Linked DNA regions of Homo sapiens: region 1 is linked to region 2. Evidence: chromatin contacts called from ENCODE Hi-C data. All regions are on one chromosome and are shown on one strand. The core of a region is the stretch at or near the end of the contact, and the rest is flanking DNA. Distances in the headings are between cores, read along the strand shown. Region 1 overlaps PRKG1 (protein kinase cGMP-dependent 1). Region 2 overlaps PRKG1 (protein kinase cGMP-dependent 1).

Region 1 (3,155 bases), core at 53-2,552, 790 kb after region 2:
AAAGGAGGCAGCTTTAGGCTAACCTTAATTTAACACTGGTAATTCACTTGCCTCCTAAACTGTTAATGTAACTACCATCACAAACTTTAACACCTCCAAGAAGAGAATTTTTCTTCCCTGTTCCTTGATTTTTTAAAAAAGAGAGAATTAAAAAGATAACATATACTTTCTCATCTCATATACTGTAGCTTTTCTATCTTTTCATCCATATGGCTGTTGGGGGGAGAGGGGTGGTGTAGGGGAGAGAGAGAGAGAGAGATTAAAAAAAAAGAGAAATACTAGTTACAAGGCAGAATTATCTTTCTGATTGCATGAAACCCATAGATCATTTTCTCTCCAACAGAAATCTTTTCAGTAACCTCAATCCACGTTTTGGCTTCATTTTTTATTATGCTTTAACTGGATTATGGAATAAAACCAAGTTTCGATTTGGTTTCTGTTAGATATTGTTTTTCGCAAAGGGATTGTAGCTTTTTCCTATTAAAAAGTCAAATTTACCTTCAGTGAAAACACTAAAAGAAAATTGAACAGGAATTTCAACATAGAGTGATTTTGTCATAACAAGTTAGATATACATGGGAAAGTTCAGCAACTCTCAAAGTGCTTTATATCAGTGGTCCTGATAACCACTGCGTACATGAATGTTTACACACTAAGAAATTGACTTTTGCACTTAAAGCAAATAAACTTTCAAGTAGTTATATATTAATTCGGCTCTGAATATAAGTCAGTCACTATGTTATGACACAAAGAAATAGAAGTTTAGTCCTGGCCTTAAAACTTAAAAGTATAATAAAAAAAATAAAAATAAAAATAAAACTCTTACAAAACAGGAAAAAATGAAAAAAAGAAGTTCAGTTGACTTTTGATAGCTTTACAAACTGAGTTGGCAACAAATGTGTTCAAATGTGAAGAAAATCAGGAAACATCTCACCTGAATCTGTTTGGTAAAAAATTTGTTATGGGTTTATTTAAGACTCGTCATGGAAACGTCATACCTTATTTATGACACTATGTCCTAACATGCAGACTCAATGCAAATCTTAGCTTCTTTTTAGTGAAGCTCAAGGAAAAAGTCTTGGTGACCAACATAAGGAAGAGTCCATTTTAACATAGCAGCAATGCATTCATGAAATCCTAGCTGGAACCAGTTCAGACAGGGACATAGGATGTGCTTTGTTGCTCATTAGGGAAAAAAGAGCCATTTATCTCACTGGACTTGTGGGGATTGGGAGCAGGAAGCTGGGTTCAACTAAGTAGCTTAGTAGAGCCATCCGGCTTCCAGGAATGGGATAGTCACTACAGAGATGGAGCAGGACTCTGACTCAGCAGTGGGAGAGACTGGAAGAGAGGCAGTGGCTACTGTGAAAGAACACACCAACCACAGAGCAGAGACAAATCCTTTAGGTAGCTGTCTTTTGAAATTCACTTTGTATTCTACCTCTATGTAAATGTAAATGTTAAGTGCCTCCATTATAAATAACTTATAAATAATACTAACGTAACACATCCTTGATATTTACAAATAACACTGCCTAGAAATCTTAAAAGGAAAACCAAACATACATTTAATACATCTACAAGAAATACCTTTTTAGAAAATAAAATGTATATGTTTCAAAATTTGATGAGCATTTACGATGTGGAATAAGCCTACTTTTTTCACAGTCTGGCAAATGGGAGAGTCCTCATTTACAGATCCCATCCAATATGTCAGCCATTCTCCTGGGTTATTAAGACACTGAGATGAATATACACCCTCCCCAAACTCTAGGATCCCCTACTCTACAAAGGAGTGTGAATACATAAGTATCCAACTTGCTGACACCCAAAAGTGCAACAGTAGCATAGAGGAAGTAAGGGTTCTGCTTGGAAGAAAAGAAAGTAATAAGATTTCAGATTACCCACCAGGATATAACTTGGGTGCACATCTCTCACTGTTCTCATTTAGCCCAAAATCCACAGCAGCATGAAAATATGCAAACAGAGAACAGTATGCTGGTGTCATTTAGATGCACAAACTTTGATATCACACATACAGTGACATCTAAGGAATCATCACCGCACTAACATTCAATTTCCTTACCTATAAGATGGAGGTCATAGATAAACACATCTCAGACTTTGGAGCGAGATTGAGAGTATGTATGTATAGCACTTTGTGTAGTAGCTAGCATGCAGTAAGTACAATTACTCTTGGAAATTATTTTTATTTTCTAAAGAAATAGTAGCTATGGCTTCACAAACAAACCATTTAAGGATTCTTTAATAGCCCTATGAGACTAGAGCATGAAGTTTGAAAGGAGTGGCTGTGAAGAAAGAGGCCAGATAAAGATTACACAGCGAAGTTCCATTAATGCCCCCCAAAGGAATTCCAACTTGATACAAATGTAATGAGGAAAGCCCAGCTAACATGACTATGTGCTTTGGAAAGTTAAATCTAGAGACAATAGGAAGAAGATATGGAGCAGGTAACCAATCAGGAGGCCTTTCACTGAGGGAACAGTTTCTGCTATGAAAGCAGTAGGCCGGTTTTATAATTTGTGGGTCATTTTGAATATTGTCACGGTTATTTATTATGTAACTTTAATATGCATTTTAAGAGTTTCTGCAATAATTCACATGATTTTTTATGTTAAAATAATGATAAAAGTTTTTTCAAAAAAAAAAAAAAATGCCAGCATGAAGATGCCATTTTGGAGAGATGTATTATTCTAAATACAAAGTCTATTTTGGGCCAGGCATGGTGGCTCATGCCTGTAATCCCTACACTTTGGGAGGTGGAGGCAGGCAGATCACCTGAGGTCAGGAGTTTGAGACCAGCCTGGCCAATGTGGTGAAACCCCATCTCTACTAAAATACAAAAATTAGCCGGGCATGGTGGTGGGCACCTGTAATCCCAGCTACTTGGGAGGCTGAGGCAGGTGAATTTCTTGAACCTGGAAGGTGGAGGTTGCAGTGAGTCAAGATCAGGCCATTGCACTCCAGCCTGGGCGACAAGAGCAAAACTCCATCTCAAAAAAAAAAAAAAAAAGTATATTTTGAAGCTGACTTGCTATAAGCATTCTATGCTATAAAGCGAGATATACAGGCATTTAGATAGTTAAAGCAACAAGAAAATAAAAGTATTTTCTTTTGTGCATCTCAGGTCAGTG
Region 2 (2,937 bases), core at 428-2,927:
AAGCATTTGCTTCTGCTGAGGCCTCAGGAAGCTTCCAATCATGGTAGAAGCTGAAGCAGGAGCGGGCACTTCACATGGTAAAAGTAGGAGTAAGAGAGGGAGTGGGGAGGTGTCACACACTTTTAAATGACCAGATCTGGTAAGAACTCACTATCACATAGACAGCATCAAGCCTTGAGGGATCTTCCCCCATGATCCAGACACCTCCCACCAGGCCCCACCTCCAGCATTGGGGATTACAATTCAACATGAGATTTGGGCAGGGGCAAATATCCAAACTATATCACAAGTCTTTGTTGAAGAAACAGTATTTCCACCTGGCTGCCATGTGCTGCAGCTATGGCACTCTGTGCCTTTTATTTCTTGTTTGTTTGTTTGTTTGTTTGTTTTAGAAACAGGGTCTTGTTCTGTCACCCAGGTTGGAGGGCAGTGGCATGATTATAGCTCCTGGCAGCTTTGAACTCCTGGCCTCAAGCAATTTTCCCACCTCAGCCTCCCAAGTATTTAATACTATGAGGCACATGTCACCATGCCTAGCTAATTTTTTAAAAATTGTTTTTTGTAGAGATGTTATCTTGCTATGTTGGCCAGGCTGGTCTCAAACACCTGGCCTCAAGTGATCCTCCTGCCTTGGCCTCCTAGAGTGCTGGGATTACAAGAGTGAGGCACTGTGCCTGGCCCCGATACCTTTTAGATAGGTCATAATCTCTCCAGGTCAACCCTGCCTGGAGAGACACTTTCCCCAGTTCCTCGTTTTTCTTCATGGCAACTTTTCAGGCTCTCAGAGCCCTGGTAAGTAGATGAACTGAACTCGCCTTTTTGTTATCTATCCTCCATGTCTGTCTCCTGCACACTTGCTTTGGTGCCCTCTCCAGAGCATCATGTCATAATGTCTCCTCTTGGATGAATGATTTGTAATGTATTCTTCCTTTAAGTTCTTGACTCACACAGGGCAAAGATACTGAATTGTTAGTTTGAGTTATGTTGCCCACTCATTCTAAGATCCCTATTGAAACACTGATATGGAAAAATACTTGTGTAGGAGTCAGGAGCTAGCCTGTTTCTGCTACTTACTGCTATATTGATACTGAACAAGTCACTTAACCTCTCTGAATCTTAGTTTTCCACATTTGTAAAATCATACAATTTGGAGATTGGACCAAATGTCTTTTGAAGATGCGAAGACAGCATCAGCCACCATTACTCATTCACTTCACAAGCTCTATTTATAGAGTGTTTGCTTACTCTGTGCCAGGCACCCTTGAGTGGAGAAGAGATAATGAAAAGGCAAGTTCAGTTCATCTACTTACCAGGGCTCTGAGAGCTTTAAAAGTTGTCATGAAGGAAAGTGAGGAACTGGATCTCCACACATCTCTATTTGCCCAAACAACCTGAGTTGTGCTTGATGTTCAGGCATGATTATTAACCACAATAGTTTCACTCCAAAGTGTTCTGGTTTGGTTAAGAGATCCAAACTCTGTAGTTAGGAAAGGATGGCACTGTGAGGTTTCTGTAAGAAAGGGGACTCCATAGGATGCCACAGCTAGGTGAGTCCTAGACGTTTAGCATGATGGGTAGTACAGAGGGGAGAAAAGCTGTGCCTGCATTGATTATTCACGTGTTTTCATGGGCCAGTTGCCGGCCCCATCCCCTCTGCTTTGCAACATCTCAGAGAAGTCCTGCTAAGCATGTCCCAACTCCAGGCAGCTCCTCCACACAGGGCAGAGTGAATTTGGCCAGACTTGGGGGACTCTTCACATACTTTGTCAGCTCCAACTTCAGCAGCCCTAACAGCACAAGTTCTAGTGATTGTTTTCTGTTTCTAGTCCTTTGTTTCTGTCCTTTTTCATCTTGAATCTTGTATGTTTCCAGGCCTCTGTCTAAGATTCTGCTGCTGAAATTCTCCTGCCTTTCCTTTTTAAGTTTCTTTTTTGTTTTTTAAATCCCTGGTGACCCAGCACTTCACGGGCCACACTCATGCCTGCTGCTGCCATCTAGTGGAGGTACCACAATGTCATGATTGCCTTTATCTGATCAAAACTGGGCTAGGTTATAATTTACTTAAAGGAATTATTCAGACACTGCTTCTGGTTTGAGGGAGGGCGATTGAAGAGTGAAGATGTTTTTACAAAGTATACAGCACTTGATCTCCATTGAAATAGGTTTTTTTTTTTTTTCTGAAAATGGATTATAGAAGCTAACCCTAAAAACACCAATGTACCGGTTCCTTACTTATAGAAGCCAAATAATAGTGGTTTGAAGAGTGAATAACCCAAGGATCTGAAAGAAGAAAGAATAACCATTCACACCCTGTTCAAGCAGAGTTATATTTCTCTATTCAAATCAAGTGTGTGACATCTTGCTTCTTTCCACATGAAGAAGAGATTTTCCAAAATGACACCAGGTTGATCAGCATACTCGATATGTCTGACTTCCTAGCCTGACCTGCAGTAGTTACGCAATCTCTTTCTCTTAATAATGACTTCGAAATTTCACATTGAGAATATAAATTCCATTCTTGCACTTGCAATTGCGTATTTAAAACAACAACCTACCATCTTTCTAATAATGTTGAAGAAGAGATATTTGCTTTCTTCATATCTCTTTGTCTTCCTTGTTCCTCCTTTTTCCAAAAATAGGCATCTATCCTGTCTCCTTTTCCCTATTTCTGGTTCATTCTGATGATTTTTTTTCTCCAGATTTCTTCCTACAAAACCTTCTGTTCACCATAAAGACTCTCAGTGGTTCTCATCTACTTAAGTATTTCAAAGGGATTGAATTTATTTTTCAATTTTTGAGAAAATTTGTTCCTTGTAATGATCTCAATATATTGGTATTCCTCAATATGAATAACAATTGCCAATTAATAATATAAACAAAGCAATATCTATATTATGATGGCTATAGCATTATTATTCCAACCTCCTGAGGGTTTAT

Evidence for each region. Hi-C counts contacts between places; a loop is a spot of excess contacts on that map. Pooled maps may share reads with other maps.
Region 1: a map of IMR-90 shows a loop between it and region 2 (9-fold over the local background). The contact joins two enhancer-like sites. A Hi-C loop is called at or near these places in 6 of 168 maps with a recorded cell type or tissue (IMR-90, PC-3, endothelial cell of umbilical vein and 3 more) and 17 of 50 pooled maps.

What each region holds. Positions count from the first base shown.
Region 1 is chr10:52,212,378-52,215,532 of GRCh38, forward strand. All of the region lies in intron 9 of PRKG1 (protein kinase cGMP-dependent 1), which reads left to right. The region is part of intron 1 of LOC124902425 (a long non-coding RNA gene); the gene reads right to left. Among named protein-coding and RNA genes, the nearest start is that of PRKG1-AS1, 100 kb to the right of the region's middle. RefSeq lists an enhancer at 963-1,464 and a silencer at 1,092-1,386. Within about 2 kb of position 1,303, at least 4 of the 41 ENCODE cell types and tissues checked have a DNase peak (open chromatin) inside an H3K27ac peak, as active enhancers do.
Region 2 is chr10:51,420,799-51,423,735 of GRCh38, forward strand. The region is part of intron 2 of PRKG1 (protein kinase cGMP-dependent 1); the gene reads left to right. Among named protein-coding and RNA genes, the nearest start is that of MIR605, 120 kb to the left of the region's middle. Within about 2 kb of position 1,678, at least 9 of the 41 ENCODE cell types and tissues checked have a DNase peak (open chromatin) inside an H3K27ac peak, as active enhancers do.